Regions from separate parts of the Homo sapiens genome. Here region 2 is linked to region 1. A link is an interaction called in ENCODE POLR2A ChIA-PET data of the cell type or tissue named here. Cell type or tissue: OCI-LY7. All regions are shown on one strand. Links, peaks and the distances in the headings refer to the core of each region. The heading gives the core; the rest is flanking DNA.

What was found. ChIA-PET counts read pairs that join two places held together with the same protein. Peaks named below come from ENCODE experiments on the same cell type or tissue, not always from the same donor. Only the 100,000 strongest peaks of a DNase experiment are listed, where the experiment ranks them.
Region 2: POLR2A ChIA-PET joins it to region 1 with 15 read pairs; 4 of 35 experiments call an interaction of 5 or more read pairs at or near these places.

What each region holds. Positions count from the first base shown.
Region 1 is chr5:177,120,177-177,130,276 of GRCh38, reverse strand. No RefSeq gene overlaps it. Among named protein-coding and RNA genes, the nearest start is that of NSD1, 8.5 kb to the left of the region's middle. RefSeq lists an enhancer at 763-812. In OCI-LY7, for the core only: no CTCF peak of the experiment used is centred there; DNase peaks (open chromatin) are centred at 5,676 and 6,276; H3K4me3 peaks cover 1,404 bases; H3K27ac peaks cover 3,815 bases.
Region 2 is chr5:176,991,487-176,999,486 of GRCh38, reverse strand. All of the region lies in intron 1 of UIMC1 (ubiquitin interaction motif containing 1), which reads left to right. Among named protein-coding and RNA genes, the nearest start is that of UIMC1, 11 kb to the left of the region's middle. In OCI-LY7, for the core only: no CTCF peak of the experiment used is centred there; a DNase peak (open chromatin) is centred at 4,686; H3K4me3 peaks cover 2,708 bases; H3K27ac peaks cover 4,615 bases.

The DNA.
Region 1 (10,100 bases), core at 1-8,000:
ATCCTTAGGACTGAGATAAGAATCAGTAAACACTTGCTGGGTCTGTACTAGTGTACTGGACACTGTCCTGGGCACTTCACATACAGTCGTTCCTATGACCCTTCACCAGCCCTACGAAGAATTGAGGTCCAAGAGACTAAGCCCTCATGCAAGGTGTCAGCACCTTAACTCTCACCTGGTATGATGGGCCTCACGTGCTTGCTCTCAGCCTGTCCACCCTACACATACTGCCTGTGAAAAGCCCAGCATGGTGCTTACACACAGGTGCCCAGAAATTTGAATGACAGGCAGAGGGACTCTACCTTGGGCTGAGTTTCCTCATCTGTAAATCTTGGTTACTGATAATTCCTACCCTGGTGAGATATAATAGATACCTGTTGGGACATTTGGCCAATGTACAGTGATCTCTTTTTTCTTAGAACCACCCCTTTTCATTCATTAATTCCATAAATATTTTGGGGCTCCCCGTCACAGCCTTGTGGAAAAAGCAGACAGGTAATAACAAGGCAGAGAACTGAGTACTGAGAGAGAAGCCAAGGGTGCTGGAGAAGCTGAGAATGCCCTTGAAACTAACTCAGGGGTATCCTTGAGGAAGCAACATCCAGAGAGAGTCCTGGAGGATATTCAGGAATAGCCAGGCAAGAAGGGGAAGAGGCAGAGATTCCAGCAGAGTCCAGAGAAACACCAGGCTTCAGAGGAACTGACCACAACAAGCATGTCTAGTGTATGTGCCGGGGCAGAGGTAATGAGTGCAGAAAGAGGCTCAACCAAGGATGGGGCAGACACAGAGCCTCACCCTTCAGGGCTTGGTTGGTTAAGTTAAAGAGTTGAAGCTTTATCTGGAAGGCAGTAAGCAGCCATGGAAGGTGAGGGAGGAGGATAATGACGTGATGGCATCTGAGCAGTAGAAAGCTCACTCTTCTGTGTCCAGAAGACACTGGTTCCTCCCCTAGAAACACAACTCCAGCAAGGGCTCTGCCTGTTGTTACAATAACAGTTGTAGCTTATCCTCCTCTGTTCCAGCTACCCTGCAGGATACTCATTTACTCCTCTGAGATGGGTATTATTGTTATCCCCATCTTCTAGAAAGGAAGCATGACTTGCCCAGAGACAAACTCCCATCCTAGTTCCAGCTCCTTGTTCCCACTGAACAGGAACAGCATCTGCCTTCTGACTAAACAGTTAGGTCTTGGGAGAGGCATGGAGGCCTTTGGTAATTAATCCTGAACATAGCTGGTGAACACCAGGACCATGCCTTCTGATGGGTCTAGGAGCTGTTTCCTTCCTCTCCCCACCCACGGATTTCCCCAAAATTGAATCAGTTTTCAACTTAAGATCAAGGAAGGCCTGACCACATCTGAGACCAGGCAGCCCTCCAGCAGTCTCCTTCCTGCCCCAAATACCAGGTCCTGTCGCTAACCTGAGCCTGTACGCCCAGCCCCAGCCCGAAGGACTCAAGCATCCACCTTTAAGTTTTCTTCTTCTTAAACCTCCTTCTGAAGCTTGGTATGGTGGCCACTAATCCCTGCCCTCCTGCTCTCACTTCCCCCAACTGCCCAGTGCCAGGACAAGCCACATCCTGTCCAGCCTATGCTCATGCCAGTCACTCTGCCTTTTCCCCTGGGCAGACTCCATTCATCCTGTTTAGAAGACTCCTCCTCCTGGTAGTCTTCCCACCCCTACAGGCAGCCATTTTCCCTGAGTCCTGGTAGTAACTAATGGCTTCTAAATCTGGTCTCATCCAGTTGGACAGTCACTTCCAACAAGACTAAGGACATATACTCTCTGACCTCCAGTGAACAAGCCCAGACCGTGAAGCTCAGAGTGAGTGCTCCAGAAACATTTCATGATGCCTGATCTATCCCCTCCTCTCCTCTCCAAGCCTGTGTCTCCATCAGACAGAATTGTGGTTTCAATAACGGACCAAATGAGTTGTACAAAACTCAGATCCTCCCAAAAAGGATTCAAGATGTTTGAGGAACAAACAGCCTTTGGTGCCAGACAATGCTTTACAAAGCATAAGAGGCCAGGTACAGTGGTGCACGCCTTTAGTCCCAGCACTTTGGAAGGCTGAGGCAGACGGATCGCTTGAGCCCAGGAGTTCAAGACCAGCCTGGGCAATATGGCTAAACCTTGTCTCTACAAAAAATACAAAAAGTAGGCCAGGCGCTGTGGCTCACATCTGTAATCCCAGCACTTTGGGAGGCCAAGGCAGGTGGGTCACATGAGGTCAGGAGTTTGAGACCAGCCTGACCAATGTGGTGAAACCCCGTCTCTACTAAAAATACAAAATTAGCCGGATGTGGTGGCACACACCTGTAATCCCAGCTATTCGGGGGGCTGAGGCAGGAGAATCGCTTGAACCCAAGAGGCTGAGGTTGCAGTGAGCTGAGATCGCGCCATTTCACTCCACCCTGGTCCACAAGGCGAAACTCCATTTAAAAAAACAAACAAACAAACAAACAAATTATCCTGGCATGGTGGTGTATGATTCGCACCCATAGTCCCAGCTACTTGGCAGGCTGAGGTGGGAGGATCGCTTGAGCCCAGGATGTGGAGGCTGCAGTGAGCCATGTTCATGCCATTGCACTTCAGCCTGGGTGACAGAGTGAGACTCTGGCTCCAATAAATAAATAAATAAAAGTATAAGAGACCTTATGACCAGGCTCAGTGGCTCATGCCTGTAATCCCAGCACTTTGGGAGGCCGAGGAGGGCGGATCACAAGGTCAGGGGTTCGAGAACAGCCTGGCCAACATGGTGAAACCCCGTCTCTACTAAAGATACAAAGGATTAGCTGGGCGTGGTGGCACGTGCCTGTAATCCCAGCTACAAGGGAGGCTGAGGCAGGAGAATCGCTTGAACCTGGCAGGTGGAAGTTGCAGTAAGCTGAGATCCCGCCATTGCACTCCAGCCTGGGCTACAGGGCGAGACTCCGTCTCAAAAACAAAAAGAGCTTACGTGACCTGGAGTCAGATGGATACAAATTCAAACTGCAGCAGGGCCATTTACCAGGAATGTCATTTTCGCTCTTTGAGCCTCACCAAATGGGATAGCTATGAAGATAAAATATTCAAAGTACGTATAACCTGGCCCTGGGCCCAGCACAAAGCAACTGCCCACTGGGCACCTCCTTCAGGATGCCCCCAGGTTCCTCAACCCAATTATCTGTCTTCTCTCTCCCACCCCAATCCTGCTCCTTCTCTAGGCATCTGATTTTGTTGGATGCACCCCCAGCTTCATATCAAGCCAAGCACTTCTGAACCTACTGATTCAAAACGGAGGAAGAGAAAGTGAGAGAATGCTGGGTTCTGGCAGTGCTTGGATCAGGGAGTGGAAGGAGGAGTATGGGGAAAGGGGGAGGTCTCCAGCCAGTGGCCAGAAAGGTGGCTGCACCTCCTCCTGGGTGAGGATTAGGGTTTATAGCTCACCCACCCACACCTACCCCTTGTTGCCCCTCAAAGAGAAGATATCCTATTTTACAGATGAAAACAAAGGCTGAAAAGCAGCTCATGAAATCACTGCTCTTGCTAGTGGAGGAATGACAAAGAGTTTGTACCCAGTAGTTGCTCAATAAATACTAAAAGGGCTGGGCGTGGTGGCTGAAGCCTATAATCCCAGCACTTTGGGATGCCGAGGTGGGTGGATCACTGGAGGGCAGGAGTTGAAGACCAGACTGGGCAACGAAACCTCATCTCTACAAAAAATTAGCTGGGCGTTGGCCGGACACGGTGGCTCACGCCTGTAATCCCAGCACTTTGGGAGGCCAAAGCGGGCAGATCACAAGGTCAGGAGATCAAGACCATCCCGGCTAACACGGTGAAACCCTGTCTCTACTAAAAATACAAAAATTAGCTGGGCGTGGTGGCGGGCACCTGTAGTCCCAGCTACTCGGGAGGCTGAGACAGAAGAATCGCTTGAACCCGGGAGGCGGAGGTTGCAGTGAGCTGAGATCGCGCCACTGCACTCCAGCCTGGGTGACATAGTAAGGCTCTGTCTCAAAAAAAAAAAAAAAAACCCAGAGGCCAGGTCTGGTGGCTCACGCCTGTAATCCCAGCACTTTGGGAGGCCGAGGTGGGCAGATCACTTGAGGTCAGGAGTTTGAAACCAGCCTGGCCAATATGGCGAAATCCCCTCTCTACTAAAACTACAAAAATTAGCTGAGCGTGGTGGTGCACGCCTGTAATCCCAGCTACTTGGCAGGCTTAGGTAGGAGAATCTCTTGAAGCCGGGAGGCAGAGGTTGCAGTGACCCAAGACCACATCAGTGCACTCCAGCCTGGGTGACAGAGCGAGATTCTGTCTCAAAAAAAAAAAAAAAAAACCCTCCAGAGCTGTAGATTCAGCTAGCTTGATTTATAGAAAATGTGTCTGAAATGGCAAAGGCAGAACCCATCATCAAATCCCTCAGCCAGGCTGGGTGCAGTGGCTCACACCTGTAATCCCAGCACTTTAGGAGGCCTAGGTGGGTGGATCACGAAAGGTCAGGAGTTTGAGACCAGCCTGACCAACATGGTGAAACCCCATCTCCACTAAAAATACAAAAATTAGCCAGCCATAGTGGTGCACACCTGTAATCCCAGCTACTTGGGACGCTAAGGCATGAAAATTGCTTGAACCCGGGAGTCTGAGGTTGCAGTGAGCCAGGATCACACCACTGCACTCCAGCCTGGGCAACAGAGCGAGACTTTGCGTCAAAAAAAAAAAAAAAAAAAAAAAGGCCTTCAGCCAACTCAGATTGACTTTCAGTCAGAAAAGATCTGACTTTGTTTCTCATGAAAACCAGTGTTAGGCTGGATGTGGTGGCTCACGTCTGTAATCCCAGCACTTTGAGAGGCTGAGGTGGGTGGATTACCTGAGGTCAGGAGTTCAAGACCAGCCTGGCCAACATGGTGAAACCCTATCTCTACTAAAAATACAAAAAATTAGCCCAGCATGGTGGCAGGCACCTGTAATCCCAGCTACTTGGAAGGGTAAGGCAGAAGAATTGCTTGAACCCAGGAGGCAGAGGTTGCAGTGAGCTGAGATCACATATTGCACTCCAGCCTGGGTAACAGGAGCGAAACTCCGTCTCGGAAAAAAAAAAAAAGAAAGAAGTAAACCAGTGTTCCAGTGTTAGTATGCATCCCTGTGACAGCCATCCCCTGCTGGATTCTAATTCTAGAACAGACAGACAAGATCAGAGCGTAGCCCGAGTTTGTTGGGTAAGGCCTGGGAAACTCTGCAGGCTCCCCAGCACCCAGTCTCTGAGGCACCCCGCCCCCCACCCCCGCTGACTCCGAAGGAGATTCACTTGGGTGAGATATGGCTTTTCCCTCCTTAGTGAGAAACTGGGAGAAAGAAGACCGAAGAGATGTGATTTCTCAGGCCCACCGAGGACAAATGGAAGGTGCAGTCTGGGAACTTGTTCTTCTAACTCCAGCCATACTCAGAACAATCTGGAAAATCTTCATATCTCTCAGGCAAAAACTTTAAGCAAAAACCGAGATTGGAAAACAGGGCTTTGTAGAACAAAGAGAGCAGCTGTGAGTGGGGGATAGCGGGACAGGGCTTTTTCCAGAGATATAGTTGGCCTCTCTATCACAGGGCCTGGGTTTGCTGTTCCCTCTGCCACCCCATGACTCCTCCTGTCAATCAGCTGGAGTCCCTCCTCAAACAGGTATTCTTTGGCCCCTCCCCTGGCTCTAGGAGCTCCTATCAGGTCCCAAGTCACTCTAGCACATCTTCCTGTTGAATTGCCTTAGAGCTATTACCACTCTCTGAAATTACCTGATGTCTTTCCTATTTATTTCTTTATTTTCTTTTTGTTGAGATATAATTATCATACCATAAAATTCACAAAGAGTACAATCCAGTGGTTTTGGTTTTTGGTGTTTTTTTGAGACAGGGTCTCACTCTGTCACCCAAGCTGACGTGCAGTGGCGCGATCTTGGCTCACTGCAACTTCCGTCTCCCAGGCTCAGATGATCCTCCCACCTCAGCTTCCTGAGTAGCTGGGACTACAGGCACACGCCACCACTCCCGGCTAATTTTTGTATTTTGTACTTATTGGCCATTTATAATCTTCTTTGGAGAAATATCTATTTAGATCCTTTGCCCATTTTTTAAAAATTGGGTAATTTGTCTTTATTGTTCTGTTTTGTTTTGTTTCAGAGTCTCGCTCTGTCGCTCAGGCTGGAGTGCAGTATCATGATCTCGGCTCACTGCAACTTCTCCTGCCTCAGCCTCCTGAGCAGCTGGGATTACAGGTGCTCATCACGCCCGGCTAATTTTTGTATTTTTAGCAGAGGCGGGGTTTCACCATGTTGGCCAGGTTGGTCTCGAACTCCTGACCTCATCATGTGATCCATCTGCCTCAGCCTCCCACAGTGCTGGGACTACAGGTGTGAGCCACTGCACCCGGCCGTCTTTATTGTTCAGTTGTCAGAATTCTTCATGTATTCTGGATATGTCCTTTATCAGATATGAAATTTACAAATATTTTATCCCATTCTGTGGGTTGTCTTTTCATTTTCTTGACAGTGTCATTTTAAACACAAAAATTTTAAATTCTGATCAGGTCTAGTTTTCTTGGTTTTTCTTTACTTTTTTTAAATTTTTTTTAAGATAGGCTCTCACTTTGTTCTGTCACCCAGGCTGGAGTGCAGTGACACGATCTGGGGTCACTGTATCCCTGATCTCCAAGGCTCAAGTGATCCCCTCCACCTCATCCTCCCTAGTATTTGAATTACAGATGTGTGCCACCATGCCTGGCTAAGTTTTATATTTTTTTGTAGAGACAAGGTTTCACCATGTTCCCCAGGCTGATCTCAAACTCCTGGGCTCAAGCAATCCACCTGCCTTGGCCTCCCAAAGTGCTAGCACTATAGGTGTGAGCCACCTATTTTTTCTTTGTTGCTTGTGCTTTTGGTATCATATCTAAGAAACTACTGACCAAAACTTAATCATGAAGATTTACCCTTATGTGTTTTGCCAAGAGGTTTACAATTTTAGTCCTTATATTTAAGACTTTGATCCATTTTGAATTAATTTATGGTGTGAGGGAGGGGTTCAACTTCATTCTTTTGCATGTGGATATCCACTTGTACTAACACCATTTGTTGAAAGGACTATTCTTTCTCCATTTGAATGGTCTTGGCACTCATGACCACAAAAGCACAGGTTTATTTTTGGATTCTCACTCCTACTCCATTGATCTATAGACCCATCTTTATGCCAATACTACACAGCCTTGATTGCTTGATTTTTGTTCTTGTTATTATTCATACTCGTGTCTTTCTGGTTGTCTATAATGGAAACACCAAGAGGTGAGGACTCCTTCACTGGTCTGTTCCCAATGCGTAGAGCAAGACATGGTGCAGAGTAGATGCTCAATAAATATTTGTGAATTGAATGAACAAATTATTGAATGAGTACAGTCCTGTTGGGAAGAGGCCAATTGAGAGGGGAAGGTTGAAGGTACAAGACCAAGAGACGACTGAGGCAAAGAAGGTGCGGGGTGTGTGGGTGGGATCACAGGTGAAGGCATGGGCCATGGACCAGAGGACGAATGCCTCAACCTCTGATACTGGAGGGAAAGGCAAACTGGGGCCTCAGCTGTGTTTTATGTGGGAAGGTAAGGAAATTGAAGGAAGTCCCAGCCAGTGCCTCTGTTTTCTTGGAGAGGTGAGAAGTGAGATCATTAGCTGAGGTAGAAGAGAGGGGCGGTAGGCTCAAGGAAGCTGAGGACGACTGAATAACCTTGGGGCTCCAGCCCAGATCACTCCAGTCACAGGTGGAGGGTGCCCACTGGTTAGGCCCAACCATGGGCTGAAGTTGGGGGTGGTACCAGAGGCGGGGTCAAGGCAGGTTCTGGGGAGGAGGGGTACCAGATGAAAAATGGAGCTGGGGCAAAGGTAGGAAATATGTTCAGTTTTTCAGTTTTTCCTTTTTTGAAACAGAGTTTCTATTGCCCAGGCTGGAGTGCAATGGCGTGACCTCAGCTCACTGCAATCTCTGCCTCCCAGGTTCAAGCGATCCTCCTGCCTCAGCCTCTGAAGTAGGTGGGATTACAGGCGTGTGCCACCACGCCCCACTAATTGTTCAACTGTTCAGTTTTGTTTTTTTTTTTTTTTTTTGAGATGGAGTCTCGCTCTGCTACCAGGCTGGAGTGCAGTGGTGCTATCTTGTCTCACTGTAACCTCCACCTCCCAGGTTCAAGTGATTCTCTTGCCTCAGCCTCCCAAGCAGCTGGGATTACAGGCCTTCACCACCATGCCCAGCTAATTTTTGTATTTTTAGTAGAGACGGGGTTTCAGCATGTTGGCCAGGATGGTCTTGATCTCTTGACCTTGTGATCCTGATCCGCCCACCTCGGCCTCCCAAAGTGCTGGGATTACAGGCGTGAGCCACCACGCCTGGCCTGTTCAGTTTTTTTTTACAGATGTACTTTTTTTTTTTGAGACAGAGTCTCACTCTGTCACTCAGGCTGGAGTGCAGTGGCGCGACCTCGGCTCACTGCAACCTCCGCCTCCCAGGTTCAAGCGATTCTCATGTCTCAGCCTCCCGAGTAGCTGGGATTACAGGTGTGTGCCACCACACCCGGCTAATTTTTGTATTTTTAGCAGAAGTGGAGATTCACCATGTTGGCCAGGCTGCTCTCGAACTCCTGACCTCAAGTGATCCACCCACCTTGGCCTCCCACCACGCCTGGCGATATCTTAAACACATACAGAAAAGGCCAGGCGTGGTGGCTCACGCCTGTAATCCCAACACTTTGGGAGGCCCAAGTGGGTGGATTGCCTAAGGCCAGGAATTCGAGACTAGCCTGGCCAACATGACGAATCCCCATCTCTAATAAAAATACAAAAACTAGCCAAGCTTGGTGGCTAACGCCTGTAATCCCAGCACTTTGGTAGGCCAAGGCAGGAGGATAACCTGAGGTCGGGAGTTCAAGACCAGCCTGGCCAACATGGTGAAATCTTGTCTGTACTAAAAATACAGAAATTAGCTGGGTGCGGTGGTCTGTGCCTGTAATTTGAACTCCTGGGGAGGCTGAGGCAGGAGGATGGCTTCAACCCGGGAGGTGGAGGTTGCAGTGAGCCGAGATTGTACCACTGCATTCCAGCCTGGGCGACAGAGCAAAACTCCATCCCAAAAAACAAATGAAGAAACAAAAATTAGCCAGGTGTGGTGGCATGCACCTGTAATCCCACCTACTTGGGAGGCTGAGGCAGGAGAACTGCTTGAACCCGGGGAGGTGGAGGTTGCAGTGAGCCGAGATCAGGTCACTGCCCTCCAGCCTGGGCGATAGATCAAGACTTTGTCTTAAAAAAAAAAAAAAAAGACAAAAACAGAAAAGTAAAAAAGAAAAATAATGGCTGGGTGCAGTGGCTCACGCCTGTAATCCCAGCACTTTGGGAGGCCTAAGTGGGCGGATCATCTGAGGTTGGGAGTTCGCGACCAGCCTGACCAACATAGAGAAATCCCGTCTCTACTAAAAATACAAAATTAGCTGGGCATGGTGGCGCATGCCTGTAATCCCAGCTACTCGGGAGACTGAGGCAGGAGAATTGCTTGAACCCTGAAGGCTGAGGTTGCCGTAAACCGAGATTGCGCCATTGCACTCCAGCCTGGGCAACAAGAGCGATACTCCATCTCAAAAAAAAAAAAAAAAAAGAAAAAGAAAACAAAAAAGACCTGGACTCAATATGCGTTAACATTTTGCATATTTGCTTGGTAGACTTTTTTCGAAGGCATTTCAAATTGAGTTGCAGAAATCCTAATACTTCTCACCTACAACACTTAGTAAACTTCTCCAAAAAGGAGAACAGTTTTCTACATAACCACAATACCACCTAACAATAATTTGCTTCAGTCTAATGCCTTTTCCATATTCAAATTTCCCTAAAATGTCTTTGGTAGATGGATCATACACTGGTCCTTGTATCTCTTTTTTTTTTTTTTTTTGAGATGGAATTTTGCTCTTGTTGCCCAAACTGGAGTGCAGTGGCACAATCTGGGCCAACTGCAACCTCCACCTCCCGAGTTCAAGCGATTCTCTTGCCTCAGCCTCCTGAGTAGCTGGGATTACAGGCACACACCACCATGCCCGGCTAACTTTT
Region 2 (8,000 bases), core at 1-8,000, 130 kb after region 1:
ATTTGATAGCACAATAGGATGACTTATAGTCAATAATAATGTAATTGTACATTTTAAAATAGTATAATTGTATTGTTTGTAACACAAGGATAAATGCTTGAGGGGATGGATACCTTATTTTGTATGATCTGACTATTACATATTGTGTACCTGTAACAAAGCATCTCATGTATCCCATAAATATATGCACCTATGTACCCACAAAAATTAAATTTAATAAAATGTATAAGACTTATATGCTAAAAACTAAAATGTATGTTAGAAAACTTAAAAATACTGCAAGATTTTTTTGAGGATTATTATTATTATTTTTTCTGAGACAGGATCTTGCTCTGTCACTCAGTCTGGAGTGACTGCAGCCTTGATCTCACGGGCACAAGTTATCTCCCACCTCAGTCTCCTGAGTAGCTGGGACTACAGGTATGCAACACCATGCCTGACTGATTTTTAATTTTTTTTTGTAGGGACGGGGTCTTGCTGTGTTGCCCAGGCTGGTCTCAAACCCCCTAGCTCAAACAGTCCTCCTGCCTTGGCCACCCAGAGTGCTGGAATTACAGGCGTGAGACACTGCACCCAGCCTGAGCATTATTTTTAAATTATAAAATGAGCGCAGACTTGTAGGAATTTTGAATAAAGGAGAAAAATACGTATACATTCACTACACTAAATTATTCCAAGGTTTGTATAATTTTTTGTTTTGTTTTGTTTTTGTTTTTTTTGAGACGGAGTTTTGCTCTTATTGCCCAGGCCAGAGTGCAATGGCATGATCTTGGCTCACCGCAACCTCCACCGCCCGGGTTCAAGCGATTCTCCTGCCTCAGCCTCCTGAGTAGCTGGGATTACAGGCATGCACCACCACGCCTGGCTAATTTTGTATTTTTAGTAGAGACAGGGTTTCTCCATGTCTGTCAGGCTGGTCTCGAACTCCTGACCTTAGGTGATCCGCCCGCCTTGGCCTCCCAAAGTGGTAGGATTACAGGCGTGAGCCACTGTACCCAGACTTTTTTTTTTTTTTTTTTTGAGACAGAGTCTTGCTCTGTCGTCCAGGCTGGAGTGCAGTGGTGGCGCAATCTCAGCTTAGTGCAACCTTTGCCTCCTGGGTTCAAGTGATTCTTGTGCCTGAGCCACTCGAGTACCTGAGATTACAGACATGTGCCACCATGCCCAGCTAATTTTTGTATTTTTAGTAGAGATGGGGTTTCACCACGTTGGCCAGGGTGGTCTCGAACTCCTGACCTCAGATGATCTGCCGAAAGTGCTGGGATTACAGGGGTGAACCACTGCAAATAAGTATTTATTGATCCCCTATCATTTGCCACAGCATTTGGTAGGTGCTGGGACTGTTTCTTCCTTGCCTTCCTTAAGGCTATAGTCCATTGAGAAAGACAGACATTTCTTTCTCGATGAAAAATCACGCAAATGAGTGTGTAATTAAAACTGTGTTAACTGATTTTGACAGGTGCATGGTACTTTGAAAATGTATAGTAGAGGTATTTGACCAATCTGGGGAGCCAAGAAAGATTTCTCTGAGAAAGTTATTCTTCTGAAGGATGAGAAGGAATTAACTAGGTGAAGGGGAATGTTGGGGAATCTTCCATTCATAAGAAGCAAGTATAGAGGCCTCATGACATTAAAGGAGTATGGCTGGGGCTTAAGAACTGTGAGAGAGCTTAGAAAGAGCAATCTGGCAGGAGGGCAGATAATACGGGACATACTTTGTAGACTATGTTAAGAGCAAAAATGTCCTAACTATAAAAATAGTGGGAAACCATTGAAATGGGTTTTTTTTTTTTTTTTTTTTTGAGACAGAGTCTCGCTCTGTTGCCCAGACTGGAGTGCAGTGGTGCAATCTCTGCTCACTGCAAGCTCCGTCTCCTGGGTTCACGGCATTCTCCTGCCTCAGCCTCCTCAGTAGCTGGGACTACAGGGGCCCGCCACCACGCCCGGCTAATTTTTTTGTAATTTTAGTAGAAACGGGGTTTCACTGTGTGAGCCAGGATGGTCTCGATCTCCTGACCTTGTGATCCGCCTGCCTCGGCCTCCCAGAGTGCGGGATTACAGGTGTGAGCCACCGTGCCCGGCCTGAAATGTTTTAAGTAGTGGAGTACTTTAAGATTTGCAGTTGAAAAGAAAACAGCTTTGGTGTGTAGAGATTGGAGGGGAACGGTGGTAAAAGTAAGGAACCCAGTTATGAGTCTGTTAAAATTGTCTACACGAGAGTTGTTGGTAGCTTGGATGGTGATAGTGGTGAAAATGAAAAGAAATGGAGAGCTTAAAGAGAGGTATAGGAGGTGAAATCAGTTGCACATAAGGATGAATTGGATATGAAAAATGAGGGAAAGAGAGTTAAAGATAACATCTTGGTTCTGTACAGGGCTGGAAGGTGTGTACTAGCTTTCAAGTCTGCCCCAACTCTTTTCTCAGGGCTCTCAAATTTGTGTGTGTGTGTGTGTGCGCACGCGTGCACATAGATCCCGCTGAGCAGGGTTATGTAGGAAGCTTGGGCCTATTGTGGTCTCTGCTGTGCATTTCAACAGCCTCTGACCATTCTGGGATATTTTGAGAGTTTATGAATCCTCCTATGGCTGTCTTATTTCATGGAGCTTCCTGATAAATCTCTGACTCATCTTCTCATTTGTTGCTTGTCTCAGGTAAGACCCAATGGCAGGCAATTGGCCACTAAGATTGGAGTAACGATACTCCACATCTCATCTGTTCCCTTCAGCTGTTGCAGTGCAGTGGTTGGTACTCATATTCTGTCCTTCCCTGGTTAAACTACTGGACTCATAGTTCAACCTGTGATTTGAACTGAGGAGTAGGGTACTGAATAGGGGAGTTGATCCTAGGTGTGAATCACAGAGACTCATGGTATTCTTACCCAAAGTTCAGTCGTTTTCATGAGTGAACATTTCTTAGTTTGTTTTATGCTTTTGGTCAGTTTCCAAGTGCTGAAATGGTTGTCTTGACTGTTTTGGGTTAGCTTTATAGTTTTCTTGAGAAGAGATTTGTCAACCTCCTTACATGGTCATGATGGTAACCACAAGTCCTTTTTTAGTTTGTTTATTGACTTAACACCACTCAGTGACTATTTTGAGTTTTCATCAAGGTATATAACTGTGTAATCACCTCCACAATCAAGATAGAGAACATTACCTCAAAAGTTACCCTCCTGCCCCTTACCAGTAATTTCTCTTCCTCTTCTGACCTGGCTCCAGGCAAATGCTGGTCTGTTTTCCTTTAACTGTTGATTAGTTTTTTTCTAGTTTCATACAGGTAGAATCATAGTTTGTAGTCTTTTAGACATTGCTTCTTTTGCTCACCATAATGTCTTTGAGATTCATCTGTGTCGTTGGATGCATCAGTAGTTTGTTCCGTTTTATTGTTGAGCAATTTTTCATTGTAGAGATAGGTCTCAATTTGTTTATTCACATGTTGATGGATATGTGGGTTATTTCCAGTTTTTGTCCCTTATGACTAAGGCTGCTATGATGAACATTCACGTCTTTATTTCTCTTGAGTAAATACCTAGGAATGAAATGGCTGGGTAATGTAGTAGATACATGCTTATTTTTTAAGAAACTCCCAAACTGTTTTCCAAAGTGGATGTACCACTTTATATTCCTTTTTTTTTTTTTTTTTTTTTGAGATGGAGTTTCACTCTTGTTGCCCAGGCTGGAGTGCAATGGCATGATCTCGGCTCACCGCAACCTCTGCCTCCCAGGTTCAAGCGATTGTCCTGCCTCAACCTCCCAAGTAGCTGGGACTACGGGCTCCTGCCACCATGCCTGGCTAATTTTTTGTGTTTGTAGTAGAGATGGGGTTTCACTGTGTTAGCCAGGATGGTCTCGATCTTTTCACCTCGTGATCCACCCGCCTTGGACTCCCAAAGTGCTAGGATTACAGGTGTGAGCCACCGTGCCTGGCCTTTTTTTTTTTTTTTTTTTTTTTTGGAGACAGAGTCTTTCTCTGTCACCCAGTCTGGAGTGCAGTGGTATGGTCTCGGCTCCTGAGTTCAAGCAATTCAATTCTCCTACCCCAGCCTCCTGAGTAACTGGAATTACAGGTGCATGTCACCACACCCAGCTAATTTTTGCATTTTTAGTAAAGACGGGGTTTCACTGTGTTGGCCAGGCTGGTCTCAAATCCTTGTCCTCAAGCAATCTGCCTATCTCGACCTCCCAAAGTGCTGGGATTACAAGTGTGAGCCACCATGCCCAGCCCACAAGTTGTCATTTCATCTGTTGATGGAATCTGGGTTGTCTTTGGTGTTTGACATTATGGAAAGAGCTGCTATGAACATACATATACAAGTTTTTGGGTGGTAATGTTTTCATTTCTACTGAGTAATTAATAGTAGTGGAATTGAAGCAAAGTTAAAAAGAGAAAAACAAGTTTTCCTGTACTTGGCTGACTCACTCCAAGGCCAGCAATAGGCAGGGCCCTGGCAGAGCCTTGATAACACTATCTGAAAAGCCAGAGCCCAAAGGAATGAGCTCCAGATACTCTCCCAGCACACTGCCCCCCACACCCCGCCCCAGAGTGAGGATAAGAAAAGAAAACAAATTCCTTTCTCATAACTATTTCTACAAATACCTGTGTTTCACAAGTTTTGTAAGTTCCTGTTTTCCCTACTGTGCAGCTGCATGATCACAAGCTATGCCTGCGTTGCGAGACCTGTCGCAATTTAATTAACTGCCTTTGTTCTGCTTCTGTAAGCCTGCTTGCCTGCCCCATGAGTTTCGCACTGTCACATTCCCACCGCACCATTCAAACTAGCCAACTCCCTTTCAGAAGTGTGTATAAAAGTCAAGCCCTGTCTTTGTTGAGGGCTCAGCCTTTGGATGTTAATCTGCTGGGCTGGTGGCCACCTAAAGAAAATCCTCCTGTTCCACGCATTGGTCTCTCCAGTCTCCAGATTCCTGCAACAGAATGACTGGCTTACATGACAGTTATACTTTTTTTTTTTTTTTTTTTTTAAAGAAACTGCCAGTTTTCCAAAGTGGTTATGCCATTTTACATTCCCATTAGCAGTATATGAGAGGTTCATTATATTCTGCATTCCTGCCCACATTTGTATTGTCACTATTTTCAATTTTAGCCATTCTAATGGATATACAGTGTTAGGCCATTGTAAATTTAATTTGTAATTTCTTGATGAATAATGATATTGAATATCTGTTTGTTTTTCCTTATTGGCCTTTAGTATATCTGCTTTTGTGAAGTTTGTTAATATCGCTTGCTTCTTTTAAATATTGGTTTGTCTTTTTTTATTTTTTCTTTTGAGATAGGGTCTCAGTGTGTTGTTCAGGCTGGAGTGTAATTTTTGGAATCCACCTAGAGATGTAAAGTGACATAGCCAGCCTCCCAGTGTTTATGTGTTTAATAAGCATGTTTATGCTGCATTACCCAAGTGTTTTTTACTATTTCATCCTTTTCACACTTTGATTTTTGTATACTTTCTTCTTTTTTTTTTTTTTTGAGATAGAGTTTCACTCTTGTTACCCAGGCTGGACTGCAGTGGTGTGATCTTGGCTCACTGCAACCTCTGCTTCCTGAGTGCAAGCAGTTCTCCTGCCTCAGCCTCCCAAGTAGCTGGGACTACAAGTGCCTGCCACCATTCCCAGCTAATTTTTGTATTTTTAGTAGAGACGGGGTTTCACCATGTTGACCAGGCTGGTCTCAAACTCCTGACCTCAGGTGATCCTCCTGCCTCAGCCTCCCAATGTGGTGGGATTACAGGCGTGAGCCACCGCGCCTGGCAGATTTTTGTATGTTTTCCAGTACACAAAATACATACATTAGTATTCATATAGTTAAAAAAGTAAATATACATATGTTGTGGTTGTGCCTTACAAATTATCAGTAGAGATACTTTATAATTATTAGACTTTAAGTCTTTAAGTTCTGGGGTACATGTGCAGAACGTACAGGTTTTTTATATAGGTATATTCGTGCCATGATGATTAGATATATTTTTAAAAGGTAAGAAAATATTTGTGCCTGGGCATGGAGGCTCACATCTGTAATCCCAGCACTTTGGGAGACCTGGGTGGGAGGATCACTTGAGCCCAGGAGTTCGAGACCAGTCTGGGCAATGTAGTGAGACCTTGTCTCTACAAAAAATAAAAAGTAAATTAGCTGGGTGTGGTGGCACATGCCTGTGGTCCTAGCTACTTGGGAGGTTGAGATGGAAGAATTGCTTGAGTCTAGGAGGTTGAGATTGTGGTGAGCCGTGTTGGCCTCATAAAGTGCTGGGATTACAGCATGAGCCACTGCACCCGGCCAAGAATTTTTTTTTTTTTTTTTGAGATGGAGTCTTGCTCTGTTGCCCAGGCTGGAGTGCAGTGGCACAGTCTTGGCTCAACCCCTGTCTCTGGGGTTCAAATGATTCTCATGCCTCAGCCTCCCCAGTAGCTGGGATTATAGGTGCACACCACCATGCCCAGCTGATTTTTGTATTTTTAGTAGAGATGGGGTTTCGCCATGTTGGCCATGCTGGTCTCCAACTCCTGATCTCAGGTGATCCACCTGCCTCAGCCTCCCAAAGTGCTGGGATTACAGGCGTGAGCCAACATTTCTGGCCCAATAATTGTTTGTATATTCTGGATACAAGTCTTTTGCAAGATAAATGTATTGCACATATTTTCTTCCATTCTATGGTGGCTTTTTGTTTTCTTTTTTGATACGGGGTCTTACTCTGTTGCCTAGGCTGGAGTGCAGTAGCATGACCACATCTCATTGCAGCTTTGACCTCCCTGGTTCAGGTGATTCTTCCACTTCAGCCTTCTGAGTAGCTGGAACTACAGGTGTGTGCCACCATACCCAGCTAATTAAAAAAAATTTTTTTTTTTTTATAGAGACAAGGCCTTGCTATTTTGCCCAGATTGTCATTCTGTGGCTTCTTAATGGTCTTTTTTTAAAGAGCAGAAGTTTTAAATTTCAATAAAGTCAAATTTATCAATTTAAAAAATTTCTTTATGTCCTAAGAAAGCTTTATTTACTTAGTCACCTTTTTTTTTTTTTAAACTGAGACAGGGTCTCACTATGTTGCTGAGGCTCGTCTTGAACGCTTGAGTTCTAGTGATCCTTCTGCCTTGGCTCCCCAAAGTGCTGGGATTACAGGCATGTGCCACTATTCCTGGCCAAATCTTGATAGTTCTACACTCTTTTGGGTCTTTCGCTCCTTTGAGAATTCAATAAAAAATATAAAAATTTTTCCAAGGAAGATACAGAAAAAACCAATTTTACACACAATTTTAGTTAATCCCCTGAAGCCAATCTATAGATTCTTTAAGGGCTTTTGGATTGACAGGTTAAGAACTCTTGGCTGGCAGTTCTCTAAGTATTAATCTATCTCTTCTTTTGAGATGAGGTCTCACTCTGTTGCCCAGGCTAGAGTGCAGTGGCGCCATCATGGCTCAATGCAGCCTCCACCTCCCTAGGCTCAGGTGATCATGCCACTTTAGCCTCTCAAGTAGCTGGGACTATAGGTGTGCACCACCACACCTGGCTAATTTTTAAAATTTTTTTGTAGAGGTGGGGTCTTTCTTTTTTTGAAACGGAGTCTCGCTCTGTCTCACAGGCTGGAGTGCAGTGACACAATCTCGGCTCACTGCAAGCTCTGCCTCCCAGGTTCACGCCATTCTCCTGCCTCAGCCTCCCGAGTAGATGGGACTACAGTTGCCTGCCACCACGCCCGGCGAATTTTTTGTATTTTTAGTAGACTTGGGGTTTCACCGTGTTAGCCAGGATGGTTTCGATCTCCTGACCTCGTGATCTGCCCGCCTCGGCCTCTCAAAGTGCTGAGATTACAGGTGTGAGCCACCGCGCCTGGCCTTTTTTTTTTTTTTTTTTTTGAGACGGAGTTTCACTCTTGTTGCCCAGGCTTGAATGCAATAGTGCCACCATGCCTGGCTAATTTTGTATTTTTAGTAGAGATGGGATTTCTCCATGTTGGTCAGGCTGGTCTTGAGCTCCCGACCTCAGGTGATCGAGAGGCA